Regions from separate parts of the Mus musculus genome. Here region 1 is linked to region 2. Evidence: chromatin loops called from intact Hi-C (ENCODE). Cell type or tissue: heart. All regions are shown on one strand. Links, peaks and the distances in the headings refer to the core of each region. The heading gives the core; the rest is flanking DNA.

Region 1 (6,882 bases), core at 637-5,636, 210 kb after region 2:
TTGTTTGTGTTTGTTTTTAAGAGAAACTGAAAAGTTGATCCAGAGAAGAATAAAGTTGGGGACCGGGGGGCTTAGAGGAATGGAGAGAGAGGAAACTGCATTTGGGGTGTTCAGGATGCAATGAATGAAAGTAATAAAGCCTAACAACAACAACAACAAAAATCCCAAGACCTATGCTTGGATATTCCACTGGCACTTCAGGTATGCACCTGCCCTTAAGCAGTGGTCTTTGCCACAAGCCTTGCTGCCTCCAAAACAGATGAGCTAAAAAGAGTATCACAGAGCCTCAAGTGGCAGAAGTCAGAGCTAATTAACCACCAACTCAGCCCAGTCTACACCCAGCTCCAATTCAGCATAGTGTACACCCAAGGATGTGTAGTTTGCTTGTGGCCACCTCAGCACTCACACAGGCTTGAACCTGCCCATCTTCAAAGCTCAGCCTCTGTGGTGTGGAGCTCAGTGAATGAGTCCAAGAGAACAGAAAAGGACCCTGTTGGGAGGATGTGATCTCCATCCCTTACCAGCTTACCTCTGCTTCAGTGTCCCAGTGACCTTGGAAAGGTAAGTAATTTTCCCATCTGTTCCTCCATGCAGTAGGATCTAGAATGTTAAGAATGGAGCCTCTGTCATAGAATGCCAACTGTTAATGTTGGGACTATGTGCAATCCCATCATTGTTCAGGCAAGGCCTGCATAATTCCCCACACACATTCAAACCTTGAGCCCTCTTGAAAGCACAAAATCCTAGGAATACTAACCTTAAAAGCTTTATTCATATCATCTGAAGATGAGAAAATAGTTTGTTGCATGCCCACTTAATAGGCTGCCAGTGAACCACAGAACAGCTTTTAGTGTTCCTGGTGCAACGTCAAAACCTGTGCTGGGTATCAATAGCCATGATCTTTCCCTTAGCTGCAGCACTGAGTTTCATCTCACACTCGGGGGGGGGGGGAGATGTGTTGCAAAAGGAATAATGGAACAAAGATTTGCATTGCAAAGAAGCAAAAATCAATGGTGGACTGGAGCTGCAAGAGCCCTAGCCATCGAACAGTCCCTATGTATGATAAATTGCACCCTTCTTCTTCTGTTGGAAAGAAACGGGGCTCAAATTCATTGCATTAATTTTATTGATTTACAGTCTTTAGAAGGTAACAGTCATGTGACTGTGTGGCTAACCCTCGTAATGGTCCATGTTCCTTGACAGGTTTTCTGATAGGCCTGAGTTATTTTTCCCTCCTAGGCCACATCTGAAATAGCCAACCTCAGCAGTTTCGGTTGAGTGAGAAAATGCAAGATGGATTCCCCATGTGCTCCCTGTGTGAACTTGTTTTTCCCAGCATACGGATGGATTCACACACTCTTAGAACCTCAATAAGCACAAGTGTCGTCCAACGTGAACGAGCACCTTGACGAGACCAGGAGTCCGTGACCTCTGTAGTTAAGCCTCCTGTTTTGGGGAGAGCTTGAAAGTCTAGAAAGTTGGAAAGACTCTTAGTCCAAAACCTGCCTTCCTACCCACATTTCAAAACGTTAGTTAATACACTCTCAGCCCACTCCTTCCCCACAGTGAGCACTTGATGAGTCTTAAGTATAGCACAGATATTGTAATTGGCTAATTCAGTGAGGTCCATTAAGTCTGTGGGTATTAAAGGCGAAGTATGAGAAAATAGTCTCTACGCTACAATCCCCCTCATCAGTACCTTGTGGGTTGGAGTAGCTCCAGCTAGTGTTGAGGGAATTCAATGAGAGAGACAGTGCCAGCCAAGTAGGTACATAATGTAATGATGTCCGAGTCAAAGCAAAGACATGGTCACTTGGAAAACTTCAAACACAACTAACATGCTTTTACTCCAAAGATAAAGGCTCCTAGTCCACAGGCTTCATGTAGAGACAGAAGCAACCACTTCTCAAGCAACCACTCTCCTGGAAGGATCTCGCCCTGACATCCTATCGCTTCCCCACAGCTAAGTCTGATGTGGCTGAAATGGGGTCCTGCTGTGCTTGGGCCATTAGGATTCACATCTCCCTTCATCTATGACAGATGTCAAGAGGACGAATTCTCTCTTGAGAAAAGGCCCCAATTAAATATGCTCATTAAAGCTCCGTGAGTCTTCTCCTTTCTTCAAATGCGCAGCAAAAATGAATCTCTGTCTGCTGACCTGAAACCTGGCCAAAGAGTGCTTGGCCCGGGTGCAGTGTGGGATGGCTGCCAGAACCACGTGAGCTGTACACAGCAGTTTCACCGGCAAATGCCAGGCTCTTCCTGCTGCCCCTCCAGCTGGTGGTCAGACACTGGTGGGTGCCTGAAGAAGGAACCCTGAACCGAATAGCACAGTTTACTCATGATCAAAACGAAGAGAACACATTACGCTAAAGTGAGTTCAAATCTGTCCAGTCAGGCCCTCATTGGTCTCATCCACGAATTCTGGCTTTCTGTGTACATGATACAAAGCAAGACAGTAAAGGGAGCATGAAACAGAAAGCAATAGTATAGAGCTAATTGTATAAAAATGTCACCATCAGCCACAATGTGTGAATAGAGGACACTGTTGGGGCCATGAAGACTACAGATCTCGAGAATACAGTCCCTCCCAGGCCACTGCCACTACCACTGATATCACCATCAAAATCCAAGTAATGTTTATGACATATTTCCTGTCTAATAGGTGGTGCTATATGGTTGAGTACTGTGTGTTAATTCATGGCTCATTACTATGTGCTAAATCATTTAACCCCGTAAAAGCCCTTTGATGAGATCTAATCACATGATTCTTCCTATTTGCAGAAAACAAAAAAGTGAGATCTAGAGAGAATAAAATAACTTATTGATAAGGTAAGATCAGGTAGGAGAGAACAGAATAAAGACTCCTGCTTTGTCTACTACTTTGGTTGCACAACAAAGCCTCTGTTATTGAAACTGGTAAGGTGATGCTCTTACACACACAAACACACACACACACACACACACACACACACACACACACACACACACACCACACCCTTCGGCCTCCTTCTGCCCTGGGAGCTTGGCTTCTGGTCCTAAGCACATCATGCCATCTCCTTCAAATTGTCTCCTTGTTTCTGTGCAAATAAATATGCCTGAGGTCTTAACCCATTTAAAAATTGAAGTATATGTTTTCTACAGCTCATTGGGGGATCACCAGTCTATATTTGCACTAATCTCCATGCCGTCTCCATAAATATTTTCATTTAGAAAGAGTATGTTGCTTTATTAAGTCATTTTAAATTACTGTCTTTTATCTTGATCATCTTTTATTATTATGACCTGTGTCTCCATCAGATTTGAAGAATACCACGACATGGACCATGCTTTGAATTACTCTCAGCCCCGGCCACATACCCGTGCCAGTTGGTAAGTGTTAATTAAACTGGATGCAGCCTCTTCCTCAGCTTCAGCATAAACTCCCCATTAGTCAGTATTTAACCGGCCTTATGAGCTTCTGAGGAAACGGTAGGAATACAACCATCAGCCAGAGTCTGGTCGCCCCTCTGAAAAACATGTGACTTTTGTAGGACTCCCAGAATGGACAGAAGACTCCCTGATCTCCACCCATGCTCCTCCTGTGCCAGCCTGGGTGAGTCACACGCCAGCACCTCACCATGTCCACACACCTCCACGTATCTCACAAGGTCAGAACAGGCTTTCCTGGCAATGCTGGCAGAGAAGAGACATCTGGCAAGCATGAACATGCTGGCACCAGACACCTGGCCCACTTAAACCAGCTTTAGTTATGATCTTCACATTCTGTATCCAGGCCAATGCAGAGGGTAGGAAATGACTATATCGCCTCTCCAAAATCTGGCCTGTGCAAGCCAGGTTCATGATGGTCATCTGTTGCACTATCTGTCGGTGGCACCTGCAGCTCAGACAGCCAAAGCCAGAAGTTGTTGATTGAGACCTTGGCAATCCTAGCATCCCGTAGTAACGCCAAGAGCTGAAAAGGTGACGAGTTGTCTAAATTGTCTTGTCAACATCACTGGCAGGTTTCAATATTCAAATGCTGCAAAGGACAGATGAGAGATGCTCCAGGTATGTTATGCTTCACAGATGCCAGTGGAAGGAAAGAGGCAGCAAATGGTGGAGAGCTTAGTGATTTCTCAGGGGGCAAGGACTGAGAGCCCTTTACTGCTTTCGCAAAGTGGGGTTGTTGATGACTAACAGACCTTTCATTAAGAGCCAGGGAGTCTCAGTTTCATTGACCAGAAGACAAGATAAAGCAACCTTAGCAACAGAAAGAAACATTGTATCCAGTTTGAAATTGTATTCCCACTAAAACTGCATTAAAAGAGATGGGGAACTTAAAAAAAAAAAAACTAAAAAAATGGAGAACTGGGAACAACATGAGTAAATATAGAAATGTTTTTTTAATATTTAAGGCTCATTAAAGGTTATTAGATTTTAACAAAAAAATAATTTCAATGTATGCGGGGTTTAAAATATATGTACCAGTTAAAAATCTATGCAGAGATCCCGAAGGCCAAGACAAGAAGCAGGAGAACACCACTGTTCAAATAACGTGGTGCTAATGGTTACAACACTGTGGGTGCTTTGGATGAAAAGGGCCATATAGGCTCACATATTTCAAAAAATTGGTCCCCAGCTAGTGGTACTATATGGGGAAGTATAGGAGGTGTGACCCCGTGGGAAGAAGGAAGTAACTAGAGATAAGCTTAAAAGTAAAAGGTCTTCTATCTCCTTCTGCTTCATGCTTATGGTAAAGGCAGTGAGGGCTCAGCTTCTTGCTCCTGCTACTGCTTACTGCCTAGCATCCCCACCTGGATGGACTTTCATCTCTCTGGAACCATAAGACAAAGTAAATTCTTTTTTTTTTATTCTATAAGTTTTCTTGAAAATAATGTTTTACATTTGACAGCAACAGAAAGGTAACTAATACAAACATGACTTAAATAAACACTAAAATAAGTTTATGATGAATATAACAAAGCAGACATCAAAATCAAATAACAGAGTTGTAATTAATTTACCAATAAAAGATGTGATGGAATAAAATGCTGAAAACTGAATTAAACCTAAAGAATGACATAAAAACAGTAGGAGGGACAAAAGTCATACAGCAAACAGAAGTAAAATGCTAAATTGGCAAATTAAACCTAATCATATCAAAAATCACACTAAACATAAATAGTATAAGTACAAAATTTGAAAGTGGACACTGTCAAATTATATTTTACAAACAGGATCTAATACTATTTAAAATAATCACCTTCAAATAAAAATATACTACCAGATTAAAAATAAAGTTATAGAAAAATAGATATTTGATTGCTGGCAGACTAGAACGTTTCAGAGCAACAAATAGCATCATACACAAAAGGGATCATTTTTCAATTAATAGCTAATTTATCAGGTTGGAGCATCAACCCTAATTTTTATACTCCATAGCAGAAATGAAAAAGGTGATAAAACCATAGAGTTTAAGGTTTTAACATTCCTCTCTCAATAAATAGTAGAAAAACATACAAAAACTTGTTAAAGGGGACTAGAGAGATGTATCAGCCATTAAGATTGTTTGTTGCTCTCAAAAAGGTCTCAACTTTGGCCATCTCAGATGGCTCACAACCAACCCCTTGTAACTCCAGATCCAGGGCCTCTGATAGCCTCTTTTGGCCTTAACCGTCACCTGCACTCACATGAGCATACCCCAACACAGTCACATACATACAGATAAGTTTATAAAAAGTTAGACCCATTTCATGGTGGACAGAACCACCCCTGGGCAGACAGTCCTAGATGATATAAGAAAGCAGGCTGAACAAGCCACAAAACACAAGCTAGAAAGTGCCATTAGTCTGTGGCCTCTGCTTGGATTCTTGCTTCTAGGTTCCTGCCTTGACTTTCCTCAAGGATGGATGTAGCCTGACGGTTATAAGCTGAAATAAATCTTTCCTCCCCAAAATGCATTGGCTATGGTGTTTTACCAGAGTAATAGAAACCCTATGAAACATATTCTGTCATACAAGTGGAGTCTTTCCCAAAGTAGTCAGTATTCTTGTCTCTGAGAGAATTCAATAAACTTAGGAGGATTCAAGTTATAGGCTGTGTGATCTTTCACTGTATATATTGGATATGGGACTTCAAAGATTTAAGCAGCAACTGACCCGAAAGCATCCTCCCTGAGAACTAGCCGTCATAATACCAGAAGTTGCTACGCCATTCCTAATACAAATTCTGGGCCCATCCGGGGAATTTCCTCAGTGGGAAATGGTCATCTCTGAGAACACTGCACAGCTCTGGAAGGTTCCAGCCTTTGTGATCATAATAGAAATTGCATTTTCAGTGTGCTGTGTATACACAACAGGAAACGGATGCACAGCACTATGTGCAAGGACATCAATCGCCATCGAATCTTTAAGAATAAATCTAGTGAAAGATATTCAAAAATCGTACCCTGGAAAATATAATATATTACCAAGAAAAATAAAAGAAAATGTACGTAAACTGAAACTTTAATATGTTCGGTGGTTAACTCACTCTGAGTTGATGTGTAACTTATATGTACTCTGTCAATACCCCAGCAGAATTTTTTTCTGTTAGTTTATTTTACTTATTTAAAAATTGACAAGCTAACTCTCATGAAAATGCAAAGGACCGAGAAACTGAAATAAAAAAGTAAAACCTTGGACTAATAGTAAAGTCAACCTTACACCACTTGATTTCCAAACAAATTATAGTTACAAAACTCAAAACTGTGGGCATAGTAGGAAGATCAATCAATAGAAAACGCAGCAGAGGAAAGTCCAGGATCCAGTAGACGTGGTTCTGAGCAATTGATTTTTGACATAGGAGAACAGGAGAAAAAGAGAATCTCTCCAACCAGTGCTATAAGAATTGGATATCCAC
Region 2 (6,882 bases), core at 1,253-6,252:
AGGAAACAACAAAAATAACCAAGTGCAATTACACAGAACTAAAACCTTCCAAACAGTAAAGTAAACACTGAACAGCATGAAAAGACAGCCCACAGGATGGAGAAAATATTTGCAAACTATGTTTGGCAAGGAGGGGCTGCCATCCAGGATATATAAAGAATTTTAAAAACTTCGTCTCCAACAAAACAAATAAATGAAGTAAGCCAGACATAGAAAGGCAAGGGCTGCATATTCTTCCTCATGCAGAAACTTAAAAAGTAAGTTTGAAAGTTGAATAATGTTCTGTACTGATTGGGAATGCCACTGGAGGGAGGGTTGAATTGAATTTCACCAATGTATACCCTTCTCATATGTAGAAATATCACACTTTTGATGTGTCCAACTCATACTTGTCTACAAAACCTGAAACAGGGAATTATGCTGAGTGAAAAACAACAACAACAACAACAACAACAACAACAACCAAACAAACAAAAGCAATGTCAAAAGGTTACGTTCTCTGTGACTCTACCTCATGGTCTTCTTGAAATGACAAAAGAATGAACATAGTGGGTAAATGGTGTTTTCGGGGGTTAAGACAGTGACAGGAGGTAAGGTGGTGTGGCCACGGGATGGACACATCAAGGATTGGAGTGGTGACTTTGTAAGCCGATTGTAGAGACCAGTTGAGTTCATGCCAGGTCTAAAGTCACACAGGCAGTGAGTGACACATCTGAGATTCAATTTCAAGTCTATCTTCCTACGCCAATTTCATGCTCCATTATGCCACTGAATGTAATTAATAACTAATCAAAGGAGATGCGGCTAAAAGTCATGGCATCTTTCCCTCTTCTCAGATCCGGTAGAGGGAGAAGATTCAAAAGCACAGGAATATATACTTCATATAAACGCTCACATAAGGAACAAATGAAGCCTTGCTTAGGGGTCTGTATTTCTCTTCTACCCAGGAGGCTTTTCCAGGTGATGCTAGACCTATCTATGTGCTTTCCAGGACCACACATTAGGCAAAGAGCTACGAAGAGTTACCCAACAGCTCACATGCTCATCATATAGTGCTCAAGGAAGGCCAGCATGAATTCAATATTGTACAAGGATTTCATTTTCCAATTACAAAAACGGACTGCTCTGTTTATTGCACTACCTCAGATGCATCTGGGGAGGCATCAAAAGAAATAAGTGTACTGCACAGAGATGGTTATAGGGACATTTCATGAGTGCTATTCACGTCTACGAGACCGCCGGTCTTGTAGGATACCCAGGAGAGTGTTTCCCTGGCTCCCTCCAAAAATACTCGTGGAAGTGTGAAACATATTCACTACTGATCACTGGCTCCCCAGCCTCCAAGAGCCTCTCCATCCAATTTAGATAGGCTCCCATTTCCATCCACAGCCATGCTCCGCTGAGAGGAGAGGCTCCTGTGATGCTGTGTGTCTAGAGTGTCTTGCACTCAGATCCCGGAGCATGATGGATCCTATCCCAGAATTTACCCTGCACCTAAGAGCTTTCACTCTGGGACAAACTCATCATAAACCATCGCATCAAAACCATGCTTTGTTTCTTCCTAGGCTCCCTGGTACTGACTCCATCTTAATCTTGCCAAGATCTTGGCTCACTCTCTCACTCCACTATCTCTCTGTCTGCCATAATGACACCTCCTGAGTTCCCTGAAGCTCTATTTTCCTGAACCTGCGTCAGTAACTGGTGTCTGGGGACCTTCTCTGCTTTCCCAGATAGAGGGCTGTTTCTTGTTTATCTCTAGGCATCCCATTCCTAGTAGAGAGAGAGACACAAATACCTGCCTAGTAAATGTTAAATGAATACAGGAGCCAAGAACTCGAGACCTGTTCACGGCTTTCAGAACACAAGTCATAATCATAGTACTAAAAGCCAAGATAATATCACTGTCCCCCGTTCCAGGATCTAAGACAAACGTGGTCACTCTGGTAGTCACTTCAGTGAGCTGAGAAGTCTGCTCTGCCCAGCAGATTGAGTTTCCAGTATCTGTTCGGCCACTCAACAGTTTCCAAGCCTTGGAAAGCAGGGTCTCTTGTTCTCCTGCTCCCATTTATAAAAAAAGAGGAGGCTGGGTTTTAGTCAGCAGCTGTTTCACCTTTGAACTTTGCGACGGGCAGAAACAAGGTTGCCTAGCGCCTAGAGCGCATCCATTCCCTCCCCCAACGCACCTCCCTGCTCAAGCTGGGTTGTCTTAGTGCCCTGGAGGCAGTGACGGGCTTCCCGGGTTCTCCACGGGCTCGCTGCGGTGCCGCTAGCAGACCCTGGGTGACTCCATCCGCATCGCCCTGAGGCCAAGGCCACAGCCAAGGCCACCACAGCCTCCCTCCGCTGCGTCAACGCCAGCGTCCGCGCGCCGCGCCACCTCTGATCCCTCCGCGGGTTCCTGGCGCGCGCCTGCCAGACTGCATCCTGGGGTCCCTGGCGCCTACCCCTGGTCTTTGGAGCTCGGCCCAGACCCGCGCCCTCCCCGCCACCCAAATCCTCCAAGCACGCCTCAGGCATGGGATCCCCGGATTCTCCTTGCACACAACAGGCTCCATCGCCACCCCCACCCCCAGAACCTCTGTGCCCACGACAGACTTGGACCCCCAAAATCCTAGGCACCCTCCAGAGGTCGAGGCTCCCCCATTTCCTCTGCTAGTCCCCAGCCTGCTTGGGGAGTCCCTACCTTGGAGACTGGTCACCTGACACTGAAGCCCTCAAGCTGGCTGTAACAGACACACAAATCGCCTGCTCACAGCTCAGTTCCAGCCCAGTGCCTGCTTGGTTTCTTTCTCCCAGCAACCGGGACCTTCCTGAGACAAACTTTTGTGGTAACAGACTCTGCCATGCTAGGTGCTACAGTTTTAAGGATGGCTTGTCTTGTGCAGAGTCCAGAAATGTTTAGGGATAGTCCTCATAGATAAACAATACACCATGTCCACGCTGGACACCGATTCCTTATGGGACAAATTTTTTTCCCTCTGCTCTGCACTCCAAAGAAACTTCTCCCTCTTTGACTCAACGAAGAGTGGAAGATGTATTGCTTTAGAAAAGCCCATGACTCATACAGTCCTACATGAGTGCCCACAAAATAGCCCTTCTTAGAACCCAGAACCCAGGGGGTCAAAGAAGATACACTGACTAGCTACTTGGACAAAAATCAACGTAAGTATGAGGAGAGGGGAGGAGGAGGAGGAGATAGGGCAAATGGGGATCCTCCATTCCCTAGACCTCAGGGTGCTTCCTTCCCAAGCAGGGGAAATGGGGGAAATTACCTAGCTTGGGATGGGATGGAGCTGGCCTTCATTAAGAACCAGAGGCAGCGTTCCCTCCCTTGCCCTGCCCTGAAAAGCCCTGGATCTGGACAGAATAGGTTCCGTTCTCTGCTTCACTCCTGACTCATGACACAGCGATCCTGCCTTTTCAGGCCAGACAGACTTCAGAACCACAGCCGCCGAGGTTAAAAATAGAGCTGGAAATGGTGAGGATCCTCTTTCTCCTGGCTTAACAGAGTGCCCAGGAACTCCAGCCAGCTAAGCTGGGAAGGATGGGCAGACTGCTCCGTGAGCTTTTCTGGGAGCGACCCAGGACTTTGCTAAAACTAGTCATGTCTAGATTTGTCCACTGGCAGACATGGGATTGCAACCAAAAGACACCATACAAAAGCTTTGTAGCTGCTAGGCTTGAAGTGTTGGTCACATGAGGGAAATCTCTGCTAGGCAGCTGCTTTCATAAGGGTTGTGGATGTGGATTGGTTGCTGGGATCTGCAGCGCATGGTCGCACTTGACACCTTCTAGACAGAGCACAATCAGGAGTCATCGGAAACATCTGGATCCTTCAAATGGCATTGTGGGAAAAGGAACACTTGAGAGGTGGTGGGTGTGTTCTTCAGGAGTTAGTATTTTTTCCAAATCTTCCATTAAATGCATATTTAGGTATAAACTGAATGCCGTTGAGAACCTTTCCCTGGGGAAACACATAAGCATGGAGTTGCTTGCATCCCTCAGCCATCCCAATTGAGCCATCACAGAAGGGGGTGGCATGTGATTTTATACAGAAGAGTTAGTGTGCGCGTTTATAAAGCCATCCTGCTTATGAGCTAAATTTATTACGTTTGCCAGGTTAATCTGTTTTCTCTAATCGGACACTTAATCATCCCGTCTCCTTCCAGCATTACGGATTCATGAATGTCAACTGAGGAGAGTTGCTCAGTCAGGGCCAGATGATAAATTATCGCTTCATTTTGGGGGTATTTGTGACTAAATGCCTCATAATAGAATTAAGGTGAGATAAATCTCATAATTTTAGTTCTAGATCCGTGCCAGGTGTGGGGGAAAAATGCATCTGGCCGAAAGCAAGAGCAGTCCCATCGCTGAATGGAATTCCAGATGAGAAAAGCTTTGTGTACAGGACAGAGAGTTTTTTTCTTCACCCCTATGTGGTGGGAGGCGGGAGAGGGTTGGCCACTCCCTGGTACTATCTGGGTGAGCTGCACAGAATTACCATTGCCATAAAGCAAGGGTGAGCTGCAGAGACTGAACGGCAGTGTCTGTCTGCATCTAGAGTTGTCAACCTGGAATCTCGAAAGCTGTAGCTATGCTCAGGACAGATTGAGCCAGATGTTATAGGTCCACCTAAATAACCAGCTACTGGGTTTTCTGGTTTGGTTTGGTTTTTGATTTGCTATCAGAGTCAGAGTCTAGTTGGTTTGGAAAGGTTGAAACATTGAAATAACCCTAAGGGATACTATTTCATCACACCTTTTATTAAATAAATGCTACGTCCATATCTAAGCAACAACTCTGGGAGAGAATAAGATTCATTCTTTGTCTTTTTGACATATGACAACAAAACCAATCGACAAGTGTGGCATTCTATGGAGACCTCCAACCAACCATATACAATGCCACACACAGGTACTGTGTGTGTGTACTTCTTATTCTTAGCAAAAATATTCTCATTGTTTTGTGTCGCTTGGTCCTCCTAACACACCTCTAGCTCCTTGGGTTCTGGCTGTTGCTGAGAGACATGAATCTCTGAGCTTAGACTCTCCTGGGGTATAATCCAGGTCAGATTTCTTAGTTGTGAGTCTTCCTATATCCAGAGTCCCTCTTCCATTGTAGAGCAAAATCAAAATCTCATACTGACTTACTTATAATGGTTCTGGGATTTAAGCCAAGCCTCACCCAGAACAAAACACATGTATCACCACTGAGCTACAAAAGGATTCTACAGCCTTGCTTTTGTATTAAAGCTAATAATGATAGTAATGGTAATAACAACAATAAAGAGGTTAACAATGCTCTCTTGGATGTTTTTAAATAGTTAGAAGAGAAGACTTTAAATGTTTTTCCCACAAAGAAATAAATGAATGGTATCACCACAGATATTTAATATTAATCAGAGGTTTCTACCCTACCTTGAATCAGTTAGTCCCCAGATAAAAGATACAAAACCTTTTTTGTTTTTTGTTTGTTTGTTTGTTTGTTTGTTTTGGTTTTTTGAGACAGGGTTTCTCTGTGTAGCCCTAGCTTTCCTGGAACTCACTCTGTAGACCAGGCTGACCACGAACTCAGAAATCTGCCTGCCTCTGCCTTTCAAGTGCTGGTATTAAAGGTGTGCTCTGCCGCCGCTCGGCCAAAACCTTTCTATTTATGATAAGCCTTTGAAGCACTAGAGCTGTGCATAATCTACCCTCTATGCTATTATGTCTTCTTCCATGACAGTAACCCTGAGATATGACTTTGCCTTGTTCTACCTGGGCCACTCTTATGCCCACTAGCTAGCCCTTGTGATCAATTCTCAGGATTCCTTACCCTACAGTGTCCTTTCCTCTCTCTGCCTTCTCCCTCTTCTTGTGTGGTGCTACCTCAGACCCCAAGCCAGAGAGCTGAAACTCTGCCTGATTCTCTTCTGCCCAGCTCTAGGCTGTAGATATCTTTATTCAACCAATGGTTTTAAATTAAGGAGCAAAGTTACATAGCATCACTTGGTGTACATGAGGGTTCCCTCATCCCTGAGGCAGCCAGATCTTGGGGGCCAGTAGTTAACATTATAATACACATAGCAACAGACCAAACCTCAACATAATGATTGATTATTATACAATACAACCAATGATTATTATACAATACAACCCATTTGATCATTATACAATGTACGAATGTATTATAACCTTATTGTGCACTCCACAAATATGTTTAGTATCTGTCCATTTAAAAAAACTGATACCAAAAAAAGCTAGAATCTGGGGTAAACTAAAATATCTCAATAATTAAGTTAAAATGAATAAACACCGTGTACTGAAAAAAAAACTTCTCAAAATAAAAAGGCTTGCACAAATATAAGGTAAATAAGAGCTGGCTTCATACATGGTCTTTGTGATGACCTCATGCCTTACACAGATCGTTTCTGGGTGTAGGTAGTGACTGCTGGTTACATGAACACATGAGTTAAGGCAGTCATTTAAACAGTTCAAATCCCGCCCCTCTCCCTTCAAAAGATCCTGTGAAAGTCGAAGCTTTTTCTTTGGCTTCAAATGTCAAGGGAAGGACTGCTCAGCATGCAAATTGCTCTCCTCCTCAGTCTGTGTTGTAAGCTCTGGGTCCTGATGACCTAGACATCTGTGCCCTTACTTATTCCCGGGTCTGATGTCTTTGAAACTGCTGCTTTCCTGCTCTAGGCTGGTGGGAAATAGCTAAGTTAATCATTTGTTAAATTGGCAAACTGAGCCAATTCTCAGGGGCAGGCAAGGGTTGGCTACCAAGCAGGGCAATGTCATGAAATCTAACTTGGAGATACAGAGACAGTCAGCATATGGCCAAGAAGGGTATGGATCCACTGTCTACAGAAGTAGCATATGTTCTGCTTGGGGGAAAGCCCTG

Evidence for each region. A loop is a pair of places that touch in the nucleus more often than their neighbours do. Peaks named below come from ENCODE experiments on the same cell type or tissue, not always from the same donor. Only the 100,000 strongest peaks of a DNase experiment are listed, where the experiment ranks them.
Region 1: a loop joins it to region 2, with 11 times the contacts of the local background. A loop is called at or near these places in 2 of 42 quality-filtered maps.

What each region holds. Positions count from the first base shown.
Region 1 is chr16:28,996,698-29,003,579 of GRCm38, reverse strand. No RefSeq gene overlaps it. Among named protein-coding and RNA genes, the nearest start is that of Mb21d2, 70 kb to the right of the region's middle. In heart, for the core only: no CTCF peak of the experiment used is centred there; a DNase peak (open chromatin) is centred at 3,669.
Region 2 is chr16:29,205,611-29,212,492 of GRCm38, reverse strand. It overlaps Plaat1 (phospholipase A and acyltransferase 1), which reads right to left and starts at 2,385. Exons shown (of 4, transcript NM_001357092.1): 1 at 2,184-2,385. In heart, for the core only: no CTCF peak of the experiment used is centred there; DNase peaks (open chromatin) are centred at 2,322, 2,722 and 3,562; H3K4me3 peaks cover 1,384 bases; H3K27ac peaks cover 1,721 bases; H3K27me3 peaks cover 1,386 bases.